Regions from separate parts of the Homo sapiens genome. Here region 2 is linked to region 1. Evidence: chromatin loops called from intact Hi-C (ENCODE). Cell type or tissue: GM12878. All regions are shown on one strand. Links, peaks and the distances in the headings refer to the core of each region. The heading gives the core; the rest is flanking DNA.

Region 1 (8,339 bases), core at 146-8,145:
CCCAGATTCATAAAACAAGTTCTTAGAGACCTACAAAGAGACTTAGACTCCCACACAATAGTGGGAAACTTTAACACCTGACTGTCAATATTAGACACATCATCCAGACAGGAAATTAACAATGATATTCAGGACTAGAACTCAGCTCTGGTTCAAGTGGACCTAATAGACATCTACAGAACTCTCCACCCCAAATCAACAGAATGTACATTCTTTTCAGTGCCACATGGCACTTATTCTAAAATCGACTGCATAATTGGAAGTATAACACTCCTCAGCAAACGCAAAACAACTGAAATCATAACAGTCTCTCAGACAACAGTGCAATCAAAATAGAACTCAGGATTAAGAAACCCACTCAAAACCATGCAACTACATGGAAATTGAACAATCTACTCCTGAATGACTCCTGGATAAATAAGGAAACAAAGGCAGAAATCAAAAAGTTCTTTGAAACCAATGAGAACAAAGAGACAACATACTAGAATCTCTGGGACACAGCTAAAGCAGTGTTAAGAGGGAAATTTATAGCACTAAATGCCCACATTGGAAAGCTAGAAAGATCTCAAATCAACACCCTAACATCACAATTAAAAGAACTAGAGGGGCGGGCATGGTGGCTCATGCCTGTAATCCCAGTGCTTTGGGAGGCTGAGGCAGGTGGATCACCTGAGGTCAGGAGTTTGAGACCAGCCTGCTCAATATGGTGAAACCCTGTTTCAACTAAAAATACAAAAATTAGCCAGGCGTGGTGGAGGGTGCATGTAATCCCAGATACTCAGGAGGCTGAGGCAGGATAATTGCTTGAACCCAGGAGGCAGAGGTTGCAGTGAGCCAAGATCATGCCACTGCACTCCAGCCTGGGCTACAGAGCAAGATTCCACTTAAAAAAAAGAAAGAGCCAGAGAGGTAAGGACAAACTAATCCAAAAGCTAGCAGAAGACAGAAATAACTAAGATCAGAGCAGAATTGAAGGAGATAGAGACACAACAAACACTCCACAAAAAATAAATGAATCCACGAGCTGGTTTTTTGAAAAAATAGATAGACTGCTAGCTAGACTAATAAAGAAGAAAAGAGAGAAGAATCAAATAGACACAATGAAAAAATGATAAAGGGGATATCACCACTGACCCTACAGAAATGCAAACTACCATCAGAAATACTATAAACATCTCTTTGCAAATAAACTAGAAAATCTAGAAGAAAGGGAGAAATTCCTGGACACATACACCCTCCCAAGACTAAACCAGGAAGAAGCTGAATTCCTGAATAGATCAATAACTAGTTGTGAAACTGAGGCAGTAATTAATAGCCTACCAACCAAAAAATAAGCCCAGGACCAAACAGATTCACAGCCAAATTCTACCAGAGGTACAAAGAGGAGCCAGTACCATTCCTTCTGAAACTATTCCAAACAACTGAAAAGGAGGGACTCATCCCTAACTTATTTTACGAAACAAGCATCATCCTGATACCAAAACTGGGAAGAGACACACACACGAAAAAGAAAATTTCAGGTCAATATCCCTGATGAACATCGATGTGAAAATCCTCAATAAAATACTGGCAAACCAAATCCAGCAGCACATCAAAAAACTTATCCACCACAATCAAGTCGGCTTCATCCCGGGGATGCAAGGCTGATTCAACATATGCAAATCAATAAACATAATCCATCACATAAACAGAACCAATACAAAAACCACATGACTATCTCAATAGATGCAGAAAAGGCCTTTGATAAAATTCAACATCCCTTCATGTTAAAAACTCAATAAACTAGGTGCTGATGGAACATATCTCAAAATAATAAGAGCTATTTATGACAAACCAACAGCCAATATCATATTGAATGGGCAAAAACTCAAAGCATTCACTCTGAAAACTGGTACAAGACAAGGATGCCCTCTCTTACCACTCCTATTCGACATAGTATTGGAAGTTCTGGCCAGAGCAATTAGCCAAGAGAAATAAATAAAACATAATCAAATAGAAAGAGAGGAAGTCAAATTGTCTCTGTTTGCAGATGAACATGATTTTATATTCAGAAAACCCCATCATCTCAGCCCACAAAACCCTTAAATTGATAAGCAACTTCAGCAAACTCTCAGGATACAAAATCAATGTGCAAAAATCACAAGCATTCCTATACACCCACAATAGACAAGCAGAGAGCCAAATCATGAATGAACTCTGATTCACAATCTCTACAAAAAGAATAAAATATCTAGAAATACATCTAACAAGGGATGCGAAAGACTTCTTCAAGAAGAACTACAAACCACTGCTTAAGGAAATAAGAGAGGACACAAACAAATGGAAAAACATTCCATCCTCATGGATAGGAAGAATTGATATCATGAAAATGGTCATACTGCCCAAAGTAATTTATAGATTCAATGCTATTCCCATTAAACTACCACTGACATTCTTCACAGAATTAGAAAAAACCACTTTAAATTTCATATGGAATCAAAGAAGGCCCCACATGGCCAAAACAATTCTAAGCAAAATGAGCAAAGCTGCAGGCATCATGCTATCTGACTTCAAACTATACTACAAGACAAAACAGCATGGTACTGGTACCAAAACAGACAAATAGACCAATTGAACAGAACAGAGACCTCAGAAATAACACCATACATCTACAATCATCTGATCTTCAACAAACCTGACAAAAACAAGCAATGGGTAAAGGATCTCCTATTCAATAAATAGTGCTGGTAAAACTGGCTAGCCATATGCAGAAAACTGAAACTGGACCCCTTCCCGACACCTTATACAAAAATTAACTCAAGATGAATTGAAGACTTAAATGTAAAACCCAAAACCATAAAAACCCTAGAAGAAAACCTAGGCAATACCATTCAGGACATAGGCAAATGCAAAGATCTTATGACGAAAACGCCAAAAGCAATTGCAACAAAAGCCAAAATTGACAAATGAGATCTAATTAAAGAGCATCTGCACAGCAAAAGAAACTAGCATCAGAGTGAACAGGCAACCTACAGAATGGGAGAAAATGTTTGCAACCTACCCATCTGACAAAGGTCTAACATCCAGAATTCACAAGGAACAAATTTACAGGAAAAAAGCAACCCCACCAAAAAGCGAACAAAGGATATGAACAGACACTTCTCAAAAGAAGACATTTACGTGGCCAACAAACATATGAAAAAAACTCAACATCACTGATCATTAAAGAAATGCAAATCAATACCACAATGAGATACCATCTCATGCCAGTCAGAATGGCAACTATTAAAAAGTCAGGAAAAAATAGATGCTGGCAAGGCTATGGAGAAATAGGAATGCTTTTACACTGTTGGTGGGAATGTACATTAGTTCAACCATTGTGGAAGACAGTATGGTGATTCCTCAAGGATCTAGAACCAGAAGTCCCATTTGACCCAGCAATCCCATTACTGGGTATATACTCAAAGGAATATAAATAGTTCTGTTATAAAGACACATGCACACATATGTTTATTGCAGCACTATTCACAATATCAAAGTCATGGAACCAACCCAAATGCCCATCAGTGATAGACTGGATAAGGAAAATGTGGTACACAGACATATGGAATACTACACAGCCATAAAAAGGAATGAGATCACATCTTTGCAGGGACAAGGATGAAGTTGGAAGCCATCATCATCAGCAAACGAACACAGGAACAGAAAAACAAACACCGCATGTTCTCACTCATAAGTGGGAGTTGAGCAATGGGAACACATGGACACAGGGAGGGGAACATCACACACTGGGGCCTGTTGGGGGATGGGGGACGAAGGGAGGAAACTTAGAGGACAGGTCATAGGTGCAGCAAACCACCATGGCACGTGTATACCTACGTAACAAACCTGCAAGTTCTGCATGTATCCCAGAACTTAAAGTAAAATTTTAAAAAAATAAAATAAATAAAAATAGTAACAGAGGTTTCTTTGTAATTAGCCTGTATTACAAGTGTAGACTTTGTGTATTTGTCTTACAAAGTTTGAGCAGTTTCTTATTAAACTAAGATGAAAATTCTGAATTCTAAAAACAAGTTGCCAAAGTACAACTAACCAACAGAAGAAGAAAGTGTTCCCTTCATCCTTAACCTAACTAAAGTCATATAGAGTTGTAACATACTTCAAATACTCCTAGAATATCACTTTCAACGTGGGTCTTAGGTTTTCTGTTCTTTGTTCTTCCTTTTAGCCCTTGATGTTTTTTACTCTCTTCCTTTTCTTTGTTTTCAGTTTACATTTTCCATAAACAACTTTTCCAAAAATAAGATTCTCTCAAATATCACAAAAGTACTATATTAAATTATAAAACTGTAATTCTGGCAATGGACATTTTATAATAGGAAACAATACTTAAATGATTGCAAGGTGGAAAAAAAATGGGTATCACTTCATCAGAACTTGTTTCAAGTTTGTTTAAATTATAGGCTGATTTAAATTTTACTAAACTGATATCTATTTTTGAAATTATCCCTCACTTTTCCATATGATTTATAGGGCGGTGCCCATGGAGTTCTTCTCTTAACATCAACCAAAGACAAGAAGAATAATTCTCTACCTCTGCCTTTGCTTTCTAAATAGGAGGCAGCTTAGTTACATTCTGAAGGTTCACAATATATTGAAGAGACAAAATAAATCCTAGGTCTGGTCTTCTTGGACATGAGAAATGACAGCTCTAGAATGTTAGAAACTTCCATTTGTACATAAGATTCATATCCATAAAGGGTTTGGAAATAAATCCAGCTGGTTTCAACAGGTGTTGACATTAGGTTAAGCGTTCCACCTAGTGGCCAAATCCAGCCTAGCCTGTTCTCTCGGGGTTCTCATACGTCTAAAAGATGATAAAGCAAGGATTGATTTGTCCTAAAGCATCCCCATTACCTGTACAGCAACGAAACATTTTGAATAGTGAAAAATCTTAGGAAGTTCAGGACATTTTTACTTACAGAAAGAAAATATTCCCAATCATATCCCAAGTCATAGGACAAGCTTTCCCCAATATAGTCAAAGCTCAGACATACCATCTTTCACTGTTCAGTGATTTATCCAAAATTCATTAAGCTCCTATTACATAACAAACAGTGTAATCATCACTAGGAACACTAACATTAACAACCAAAAATGCCACTAAGGAACTCATAGACTAGTGGGGAAGACATGAAAATAGGTAATAAAAATCCATATTAAGTACAATGACATAGGAAGCTAGTAGAGCCCAGAAACAGTGAGGGGACTCAAAAGTTTAAAGAAAATAAAACTTCCCCAAGACACCCATCTAGTAAGTTGTTGAGTTGGATTTGAACCCAAGTGTACCTAATTCCAAAGCTATTGGCAGCCCTGCAGGCCCCCAGAATGGGTTATCTATCCCTGCTTCAGGTGACTGAAATTGTAGTGAGGAGGTCCATGATGTTACCACGTCGCTATCATGGACATTTCTTGCAAAAGGCTAATTAGGCATAGCTCTAATAGTCCAATTTATCAGAGGCAATCTAATGGGATGCTGGATTTAGGACAATGGCTTCTGTCACTTGCATGCTGGAATATGACCTAGAACTTCTTCCTAAGCCAAAGCTGGCAGCAGCTACTTCCTTTCCTCTTGTGTACTATAGTAGGTAAGTAGACCACAGTTTGAATTCTGGCTCCACTATTTACTAGCTCTCTGACCTTGGCCAAGTTCATTAATGCCTGGAAACCAGGAGACCTGATTTCTAGTTGTGGCTCTGACACTATAGATACACATAATCCCATGAAAGTCCTGCAGGGCCATACCAAGCAATGAAGGTTTCTATCGATAGTGCGTAGGCTATTGTCTAAATGATTGCATGCCCCAGGTCTAAAATTGAAAATTTTGTATATAATCATGAAAGTGTTGGCTTGATGACTGTGACAGTGAAGGAGAGACAAGAGGGTGAACAACAGACACATCTAACTGAAACTAATACCAGTTATAGCAGTAACCAGTCTCATAAAAAGGGAAGACCTCCACTTCCACTTAGGGAATCTTTATGTAGGAGGAAGAAGCTCCAAAGGGATGTCACTGCTGCAACCACTTGGACTCTGTAGATGACCAAAAGAAGACGATCTCGCATCTTATGGAAATGGAGGCTGCCAAGGAGAACCTCTCCTCCCCTTTCCAGCCAAAGGCTTAAGTAGCTACTGCAAACAAGGGGACACAATAGAGCAAGCTCTGTAGGTAGGACATTTCCTTCTCTCCCCTTTAATCCTTTGGGTCATGGGAAGCATCAAATAAATGTCAGCTTGTATGTTTAACCTAAGTAACGCATACATATTAAGTGTACCTACACATTAGATAAACCCAAAGGCAAAGTGCCTGAAAAGAATTTGCAGCCTGGTCTGCGACCTGAGTCACTTTCCACAACCATCGTCATTTAGTGGCTAAGCCACTAATAACTTTAGGCTCCCTGGAAAATTTGTTGGGGCATTGTTTAGACAAAGACTGATTGGTCATAACAAAATACATACTTCTGACTGTAAACCTTCTTCAGTGTTACTTCTTTTATAAAACAAGGCGTACTATGTAATCCCTAAGTTCCTTCCAACCCTGAACTTCTATGAGCATATGGGTGTGCTGAAACCAGCTCTACCTGCCCTCAAGAGCCAACTGTTAAATATTTTTAAATTTCACAAGCCAGTGGTTAAGCCATGGACAGCATGAAATTGACACATTTGGAGTATTTACAACATAGAAATTGGCAAAGGCTACAAATCAGGGCTTTTTTTCAGAGAGCTAGCTTACTAGCATACCACTCAATGGGAGCTGTTTAACCAAATACATCCACTTGAGGGCACCGTGTTAGATGCTCTAAGAAAGCAGTTCTTTACCAGCCATATGGCCACCCTCCCAGGTGGCATTTGACATGTGAGAAACATTTTTGTTTGTCAAAATCACAGGTAGGCACTATAGACATTTAATGAGCAGGGGCTTGGTCTGATAAATATCTCACATGTGTGTAATAGTTTCTCCATATAAAGAAAAGTCATGTCCAAAATTTTAAGAGCAACCCCATTGAGAAACTGTGCAAGAGGCTCACACATATTCTAACACGAACTTTTGGTAGCCTTCTTTGAGCCTGTATGGAAAATAACATTTCTATGAAATTATTATCTATCGGACTAGCATATCAGAGCAGATAATGCATCATCTCAGAGAGGAACATATTGACAATTTTCTCCCTGACTTCCTAAACTCTCACCTTAAGTTTATCTTTTTTGTCCTCAATTCTTTTTTTTTTTTTTTTTTTTTTTTTTTTTTTTCTTGAGATGGAGTCTCAATCTGTCACTCAGGCTGGAGTTTAGTGGCACAATCTCGGCTCACTGCAGTGCAGCCTCTGCCTCCCAGGTTCCAGCCATTCTCCTGCCTCAGCCTCCCCGGTAGCTGGGATTGCAGGCATGCACACAACCACACCCAGCTAATCTGTGTGTTTTTAATAGAGACAGGGTTTCTCCATATTGGCTAGGCTGGTCTCGAACTCCTGACCTCAGGTGATCTGCTCACATCGGGCTCCCAAAGTGCTGGGATTACAGGCGTGAGTCACCGTGCCAGGGCTGTCCTCTCTTGAATCTGTCTCTGTCTCATTGCTATCTCCACTCTGACTCATTTATCAAAAACTTGTTTTATCCTAGTTCCACTGAGACAGACCATGTATCAGGTAGACTCCAAGTGACAGAAAACCCAAATAATGATGGTTTAAACACGTGATGATTTTCTTTCCTTGCACTTATGATCATGAGGTAGACAATTGCTGGCTTTGTTTCAGCAGCTCAAAGATATCAGGCCTTAGGCTTGATAGCCATCTGGCCTCTTCCTAATGGTAGTGTGTTAGTCCATTCTACGCTGCTATGAAGAAATACCCCAGACTGGGTAATTTATAAAGAAAAGAGGTTTAATGGACTCACAATTCCACATGGCTGGGGAGGCCTCAAGAAACGTACAGTCACGGTGGAAGGCACCTCTTCATAGGATAGCTGGAGAGAGAATGAGTGCCAGCAGGGGAAATGCCAGACGCTTATGAAACCATCAGATCTCGTGAGAACTCATTCACTATCACGAGAACAGCATGGGGGAAAACACCCCCATATTCAATTATCTCCCACCAGGTCCCTTCCACATGGGGATTATGTGGACTACAATTCAAGATGAGATTTCGGTGGGGACACAGCCAAACCATACCAGGTAGCAAGCAGGTTGTGAAGCTGCAGCAGTTGAGACCATTTTCCCAGCAGGAGATGAAGAATCGAGTCAGAAAGGGGAAACATCTATATCCAAAAGCAAAGACTTGCACAGAAGCCCCCGGTGGAAGACT
Region 2 (8,339 bases), core at 48-8,047, 210 kb after region 1:
GGCAGTAATTTTGTTTGCCGTATATGCTGAATACCTAGCACCAAGCCTGCGCAAAGTAGTCATTCAGTAAAAGTCTGTGGTGTGAACAAATTATAGCAATTAGGGATTGGAGAGGAAAATTTCCCAATTGTAAATATTTCTGTCTAATCCTTTATATTTTGCTATATACATTTAAACTGTTGTTTCTAATACTTACTAAAGTGATTTTAATATTTTAAGTACAATGCTATGTCATTAAACTTTAGAAAAAATACAAATTGAATGGCTAAGTGAATTGAGCTTTCTAAGTTAAACATACCTACAGGTAACTTTTGGTTTTTATTTATTTTATTTCCTTATTTTTGAGCCAGGTGTCTCTCTGTCACCCAGGCTGGAGTGCAGTGATGCGATCTCTGCTCACTGCAGCCTTGATTTCCCAAGCTCAATCAGTCCTCCCACTTCAGCCTCCCAAGTAGTTGGGACTACAGGTGCAAGCCACCATGCTTGGCTAATTTTTGTTTTGTTTGTTGGTTTGTTTGTTAGTTTTTGCATTTCTTTATGGAACGGGGTTTCACCACGTTGCCCAGGCTTGTTTTTGTTTTTTTTTTTAAATGAAGAGGTTACAGAGGAGGCAGCAACAGTCAGTACGCAGCTCCACAAATTAACTGCGCACCACGTCCTCAGGAAACAACAGAAAGGTTCACAAATCCCATCTTAATGGAAAGAACCAACAGACTCTTTGGGCTAAAAAATAAAATATGACAGAGTGAATCAGACAAAGTGAACATGAATTGCAGGGTAAGTGTTGGCCTGGCAAGGATCACATGGGTTTGGTTTCTAAGGCCCACAGGCCTCAGGGCTGCTGGCTGTCTATGTTGCTGCTGCTGCTGCTGGTGGAGATGAGGCTTGGGAATGAAGGCTTTTCCTGAAACGTGCTCTTTGGTCTAGGACTGACAGTCCTCATGAACAAAAAGAGGTGAGGGAATCAACTTAATTCTGTGCAGTACACGAATAACAGCATTCTCCTTTGGGAAACTCAATGGAGCTAAAATGTGTTCAAGGCCTGTGCAGAACCTAGGACGGTGCCTTTAGCACTTAGCGAAGTGCCTGGTGATAATTCCAGAAATAATTGCACAAGGAAGGGGAGTGGAGGGGAGGCAGGGGAGGGAAGGAGAGAAGAACAGAAAGTACATGATGCAAGAAGCCAAGCCCAAATGCTCAGTGCTCTGTCACCTGGATCCCTAGGTGAGGCCACTAACAGTGGCAACCCACCTCGACCTTTCCTCCCCAGAAAAACTCGAAGTTTCTTTAGTTCCTTCACTACCATCTAAATTCAGATTTTCTCAAGTCCCAGGATTTTCCCAACTTCTTCTCTACCATCAAAAGGCGCTTGTTTTGTCTCTTATTAACTAGGGGTCACTGATAGGTGACTTACCCATTTGATAACGAGATGAGGTGTTCATGGCTCATAATAGTGGAATGTGTCACCTCATCAGATACATTTACATTTTAATTGATACCTTGAATGCCTTAATCTGAAAGGACTGGCTAATGTGAGAATCTCAGGTACTACAGGAGCCCTGGTGGGAACACTGGGCTGGGTAATGGGCTTCTATTGCCATTTCATCAGCAGCAGCAATGGTGGTTGCCATCTACTCAGGTGAGAAGCAGATCTCCAAGGCTTTAGGAGGAGATAGTTGTGTACTCTTTTGAAGACGCTCTAGAAACAGAAATCTCAGAAACCTGTGGTGGCTCATTTCTGGGTTTGATTTTCCAAGATCAAGAGATCCAACTGGTTAATTAAAAAGTCTTCTTTAAAATTTTAACTAATTTCTTCTGTTATATCTCAGTGAAGCTGGAGAGAAACTAAGCAATAACTCTTCTCATGAAGCATTCTTTTATACACTTTAAGGCCATAATTAATTATTGCCCTCTCTAGGCAATATAACCTCAATTTCTCTAGACTTCTCTTAATAAGAATCCCTTTTGCACTACCATAATTTTTCTGGATTTGCTTTAATTTTTCATAAAATTTCTAAAATGCAAGGACTATGCCTACTTTGTTGTTACTGCTGTTGTTGTTTCATTTGGAAAGTTATCAGCCTGTGCATCTCATCCCACGGTCAACAAGAGTTTCTGTTTCCTTGAAGGTACTATCAGACATGCCCCACAAAATGTTAAACTTTTTCTTTTTTTTTTTCGAGACAAGGCATTGTTTTATCACCCAGGCCTGGAGTGCAGTGGTACAGTCTTGGCTCACTGCAGCCTCAACCTCCTGGGCTCAAGCGATCTTCCTGCCTCAGTCTCCCAAGTAGCTGGAACTACACATGCCACCATGCCTGACTAATTAAACTTTTTTTTTTTTGAGAAGGAGTTTTGCTCTTGTTGCCCAGGCGGAAGTGCAATGGCTCGATCTCAGCTCACTGCAACCTCTGCCTCCCAGGTTCAAGCGATTCTCCTGCCTCAGCCTCCTGAGTAGCTAGGATTACAGGTGCCTGCCACCACACCCAGTTGATTTTGTATTTTTAGTAGAGCCAGGGTTTCTCCATGTTGGTCAGGCTGGTCTCGAACTCCCGCCCTCAGGTGATCTGCCTGCCTTGGCCTCCCAAAGTGCTGCGATTACAGGTGTGAGCCACCGTGCCCGGCAATAATTAAACTTTTAAATAAAATAAAATTGAATATCATTCTCTTTTTTGAGCTTCCCTGAAACTTGCCAAGGTCCTCTAGTATAAAGGTGCAAACTTGGAAGTAGATATCATGTTTATTTTTATATTCACAGCACTTAGCACAACATCTTGCCTATAATAGGTGTTCATAAAAATGCTTGTTGACTAATGGGTGGTGAAGAATGGCCATTTCGGCCCAAACCATCTTTGTCACTTGTTATATTTCCCATAACTCCCAACATTCATATTAATAAACAGACAAAATGTGTGCTCCAAACTAGTGCGATTTATTCCCACTGTTTACTCAGAGCTTAATCTCTTGTCACATTTTTGAGTTGGCATTTTAAGCACAAGGATTACATGTTAAGGATGGTTTTCTTGCATGAAAGCCAGTGCTGTTTGGGAAGGTCAGTTGTGAGGAAATTTGAGACTGTGACCGTATTTGAGCAAAGGTTTTTAAAAATCACATTATCAAAGGGTGACTGTCATCCCCTGAGATAAGAAGCAGCTATCTAAGTCTTTGCAAGTGGATAGTTGAATATTCTTTTGAAAGTTTTCTAGAGATACAGAAACAACAGAAACTGCTTTGGGGATGAAAAAAATTAGCACAAATATTAACAGAAATGCTGTAAAAATGAGTGCTGTAAGGATCACGATTTTAGATTTGTGACCTCCTTACTGAGGTCCTTTTCCCCTTTGGGGGTAGGGGTGGCTGAATGGTCAAATGCATATACTTAACCTACAGACTCCGCTTCTGAGGATGGCAGTTTGCAGGTTTCCTGCCATCTACCAGTGTATTCAAACCTCAAACCATCCACTTTCCCCTTTAAAACTTCATTGTGGGTATTCTAAAAATAAGATATATTCTCTTATATAACCATAGCACAGTTATCAACTTCAGGAAATTTAATTTAATTTTTTTTTTTTTTTTGAGACAGAGTTTCACTCTTGGTTGCCCAGGCTGGAGTTTAATGGCATGATCTCGGCTCACTGCAACCTCCACCTCCCAGGTTTAGGCAATTCTCCTGCCTCAGCCTCCCGAGTAGCTGTTATTACAGGCACCCGCTACCACACTTGGCTAATTTTTGTATTTTTAGTAGAGATGGGGTTTCACCATGTTGACCAGGCTGGTCTTGAACTCCTGACCTCAGGTGATCTGCCTGCCTCAGCTTCCCAAAGAGCTGGGATTACAGGTGTGAGCCACCGTGCCCAGCCAGGAAATTTAATATTAATTTCATTATGTTATCTAATCTATAATTCATGTTCGAATATTATCCACTGTCCCCATAATGCCCATCAGAGCATTGTTTTTCCTTCCCTCCAGAATCCAGTCGAGAGCCACAGTTTGCATCTAGTTGTCATTTAATCTCCTCTACTCTCAAATGGTTTCCCAGCCTCTCTTTATCTTTTATGACATTGATAATTTACAAATTATCAATTTGTAAAATTGATTGAAAGTTCCTCAGTTTGGGTTTGTCTGGTGTTTCCTCATGATTACATCTAGGTAGATTTTGAGGGCTTTTCCGTGAAAAGCCAAAAATCACAGATTCTTCCAATGTTTTCCCATTTCATTCAGAATGAAATGGGCACACTTTACCAAGCCCTGCAAGTCCCCGTGAGGCCTGTCTTTTTAGCCTCCTCCCGACCGGACTCTGGCTCACTCAGCCTCTGGGTCTTTGCACCTGCTGTTCCTCTTCCTGGCATGCTCTTCGTTCAGGGTCTTCGCCTGTCTCACTCCCTTCTTCATTCAGATACATTTCACCACACACTGCATGATCAACTCAGATTCCCATCCCCAGCATTCTTTCAATGTTCAGAGCCCTCCCTTCCTGCCAGACTTCTGACAGCCTGCCTCTTCCTGTCCCTCCCCTAAGAGTGGACGTGTGCGTAACACGGACTAATACTTGCTCTTTGGAACTAGCCTGGTGTCCCTTCAGTGCCATGTCAGGGATGGAGTTTGTAGGTAAAGCACTATTAATTTACAAGACAGTGACATCTAGTGGACCAGCTGGGACCAGCTTTGAGCTAAAGGCTCTTGATACCCCTAACGATCCAAAGACAAAATAAAAAAAACAAAAAAACAACAAAAAGCACCACCTTGATTTCTGGATAGAGTCTAAGGTGAGATCTGGAGAATCTAGTGAGGTTCCTGTGGAGATGTGACGTGGCCATTGATGGGTTAAAGATATCTGAAGATTCAGGTTTCTGTTATGTGTGTGTGATGGTGAGGGGAGTAGAGGGCAGGCCTAATAGGAGAAAAATAAGACACACTGGTGTGTGAGACCACTAAGGCTAGTATAAATTCATTTTTCAAGAGATCAATTTCTCATTCAAAAGGTTATGAACATGAAATTAGTTGTATGCTCTCGCCAAGTGATGGTGATGATTCAAAATTGAAGAATTCATTAAGTGTACTCAGCTAGGGAAAAATTAGTAAAATTTCCTATTTATTTATACTTTGCAATATAAATACAGGCTGGGCATAGTGCCTCATGCCCATAGTCCCAGCTACTCAAGAGGCTGAGATGGGAGGATCGCTTGAGCCCAGGAAGTTGAGGCTGCAGTGAGCCATGATCACACCACTGTGCTCCAGCCTGGGTGACAGAGTGAGACCCTTTCTTTACATAAAAAAATTAAATATAAATATAAATACAGTTGACCCTTGAACAGAGTGGGGTGTTAGGGATGCCAACCCCCCATGCAGTCAAAAATTCAGGTATAGATTTTGGTTCACCAAAAACTTAACTAGTAATAGCCTACTTTTGACGGGAAGCCTTACTGATAATATAACGGTCAATTAACACATATTTTTATGTGTATTATATACTAGATTATTACAATAAAGTAAGCTAGAGAAAAAATGTTAAGAAAATTGAGGAGCAAGAAGAGGAGGCGTTGGTCTCAGGGGTGGCAGAGGTGGGGGAAAAATCTGTGTGTAAGTGGATCCTTGCAGCTCAAACCTGTTATTATTCAAGGGTCAATGGTAAACCAAATGCTTGAATATTGAGACATTACCTAAAAAGCGAGCTTTATTTTTTTTTATTTTTTGAGATGGAGTCTCACCCTCTCACCCAGGCTGGAGTGCAGTGGCACGATCTTGGCTCACTGCAACCTTCGCCGCCCCAGTTCAAGCAACTCTCCTGTCTCAGCCTCCCAAGTAGCTGGGATTACAGGCGACCACCACAACACCTGGCTAATTTTTGTATTTTTAGTAGAGATGGGGTTTCACCATATGGGCCAGGCTAGTTTTGAACTCCTGACCTCAAGTGATCCACCTGCCTTGGCCTCCCAAAGTATTGGGATTACAGATGTGAACCACTGCACCCAGCCAAAAAAGCAAGCTTTAAAATGCAATATAAAGAAATATTTTAATTACAATTACAAATTCAATCAATTTGCATTTCAATGAGTAATGTGCAAGAGTGCAGTTTTCTCATATACCAACAAACTATATTATCAGTCTTTTTTTTTTTTTTTTTTTTTTTTTTGAGGCAGAGTTTCACTCTTGTCGCCCAGGCTGGAGTGCAATGGTGCGATCTCAGCTCACTGCAACCTTCGCCTCCTGGGTTCAAGTGATTCTCCTGCCTCAGCCTCCTGAGTAGCTGGGATTACAGGTGTGCATTACCGTGCCTGGCTAATTTTGTATTTTTAGTAGAGAAGGGGTTCCACCATGTTGTCCAGGCTAGTCTTAAACTCCTGACCTCAAGAGATCCACCCTTCTCAGCATCCCAAAGTGCTGGGATTACAGGTGTGAGCCACCACACCCTGCCGGTCTTTTTGTTACTGATAATTTGATGGATAAAACAAGGCAAAACATAATTTATTTTATTTTTATTTTGCATTCTCTTATTATGGGTGATATTGAGTAATTTTTCATCTGATTTGTTCTCTGTGAATTGTCTCCTTATACTTTACCCAATTTTCTATGATGTTGTTTTTTTCTAATTGGTTGGTAGGAGCTCTTTATATATTAGGTTAGTTTACATTTTGTCTGAGATAAGAGTTACAAATATTGTTTTCCAGTGTATCGTTTGTCTTTCAACTTTGCTGCTTATGATGGTTTTTGCCATGCAAAATGTTCTTTTAATGTTCTTTTTTTTTTTGAGATGGAGTCTCACTCTGTCGCCAGGCTGAAGTGCAGTGGTGAGATCTCGGCTCACTGCATCCTCTGCCTCCCCGTTCAAGCCATTCTCCTGCCTCAGTCTCCCAAGTAGCAGGGACTACAGGCGTGAACCACTACGCCCAGATAATTTTTTTTGTATTTTTCGTAGAGACAGGGTTTCAGCATGTTGGCCAGGATGTTCTTGATCTCTTGACCTCATGATCCACCAGCCTCAGCCTCCCAAAGTGCTGGGATTACAGGCGTGAGCCACCGCACCTGGCCACAAAATGTTGTTATAGTTTAGGTTTTCCTGTTATGCTTAGAAAGGACTTTCCTTTTCTGAGGTTGTAAAACAAAACTATTGTGTAGTTTATTGGAGTACTTTCTTGGATAAGCTTTTCAACTTAAATATTTGATCAGTCTGGAATTTGTAGTGTTGTCACTTTATTTCTCATGTGCTGAATTGTTCTGACATCATTCATTCAATAATGTACCTTTTCCCCATTTAAAATGCCGCTTTTACTAAACTCTAAATTCTTTTGTCTTTTGGGTGGCAGTATAGGTTTGTTTTCCATCCCTGTTGATTTACAGAGATGAGAAGATTTTTTTTGTAAGGTAGACTTTTAATAACTGCTTTTATTACCAGGTTAAGTCATGCAGTTACAAAGTAGTTAGAATTCTGAAAGGGCATTACAGGTTTTTTTTAAGCTCATTTTTGCATATATTATTATTTAGCATTTGACTGGGACACTACTGTTCAAAAGGACCTGGCCAAATAATTCCCAAACAAAACATTCAACCCAAGGTTGTTTTCAACCCACTGTTTGTGCACCTGGGTGCAGAATGCAAAGCCTCTAAAAGAAGAGGACACAAAGTCAGGCTGAGTAGAGGCCATTAGCAAGGGATGTTCAGGGCCAGCCAATCTCCAAACAGGGAACCCACTTTTTTTTTTTTTTTCTGGAACATTCTATTTGAATTATTGTTCAATTAGTCAACCATAGACCTTCAAAAGAGAACAATTTGTTAACATGATAAGGAGGTTACTGCATTCTTTGGACTATGTGTCATAATTATAGTCAGCAAACTCCGACCGTCTTCACAGAAATAGCCCTCCAGCATTTTTGTAGGTATGAAGATAATTTAATTCTCCATAGGGCTTCTTATTTTTGCTGGATAACAATACATGGCTGATAAGCTCTAAATGGTACTGTTTTATGATATAAAAATACTAGCTTTTTAAATTTATTATGTTTGTAGGCATTCACTGCTTGAATCAAGGTTAGGCTTGTTAAGAGATTAAAAGCAATTTTATTACAGCAGCATTACTTATTTTTTTCCAGAAGAATAAAATTAATAAGCAGAAACAGCTTTTATTTTTGTTTGCATCCTGTAAAATTGAGTTATTTTGCTTCAATAACTCATGTGAGGACCATGCCACCTTCTTTTTTTTTTTTGAGACGGAGTCTTGCTCTGTCGCCCAGGCTGGAGTGCAGTGGCGCGATCTCGGCTCACTGCAAGCTCCGCCTCCCAGGTTCTGGGAATTCTCCTGCCTCAGCCTCCCCGAGTAGCTGGGACTACAGGCACCCGCCACA

The links. A loop is a pair of places that touch in the nucleus more often than their neighbours do. Peaks named below come from ENCODE experiments on the same cell type or tissue, not always from the same donor. Only the 100,000 strongest peaks of a DNase experiment are listed, where the experiment ranks them.
Region 2: a loop joins it to region 1, with 8 times the contacts of the local background. A loop is called at or near these places in 4 of 110 quality-filtered maps.

The regions. Positions count from the first base shown.
Region 1 is chr18:59,993,028-60,001,366 of GRCh38, reverse strand. No RefSeq gene overlaps it. Among named protein-coding and RNA genes, the nearest start is that of PMAIP1, 97 kb to the right of the region's middle. In GM12878, for the core only: CTCF peaks have their summits at 4,806 (motif pointing left) and 6,813 (motif pointing right); no DNase peak of the experiment used is centred there.
Region 2 is chr18:59,779,563-59,787,901 of GRCh38, reverse strand. It overlaps the pseudogene GLUD1P4. Among named protein-coding and RNA genes, the nearest start is that of CCBE1, 86 kb to the right of the region's middle. RefSeq lists an enhancer at 4,691-4,750. In GM12878, for the core only: a CTCF peak has its summit at 4,648 (motif pointing left); a DNase peak (open chromatin) is centred at 4,611.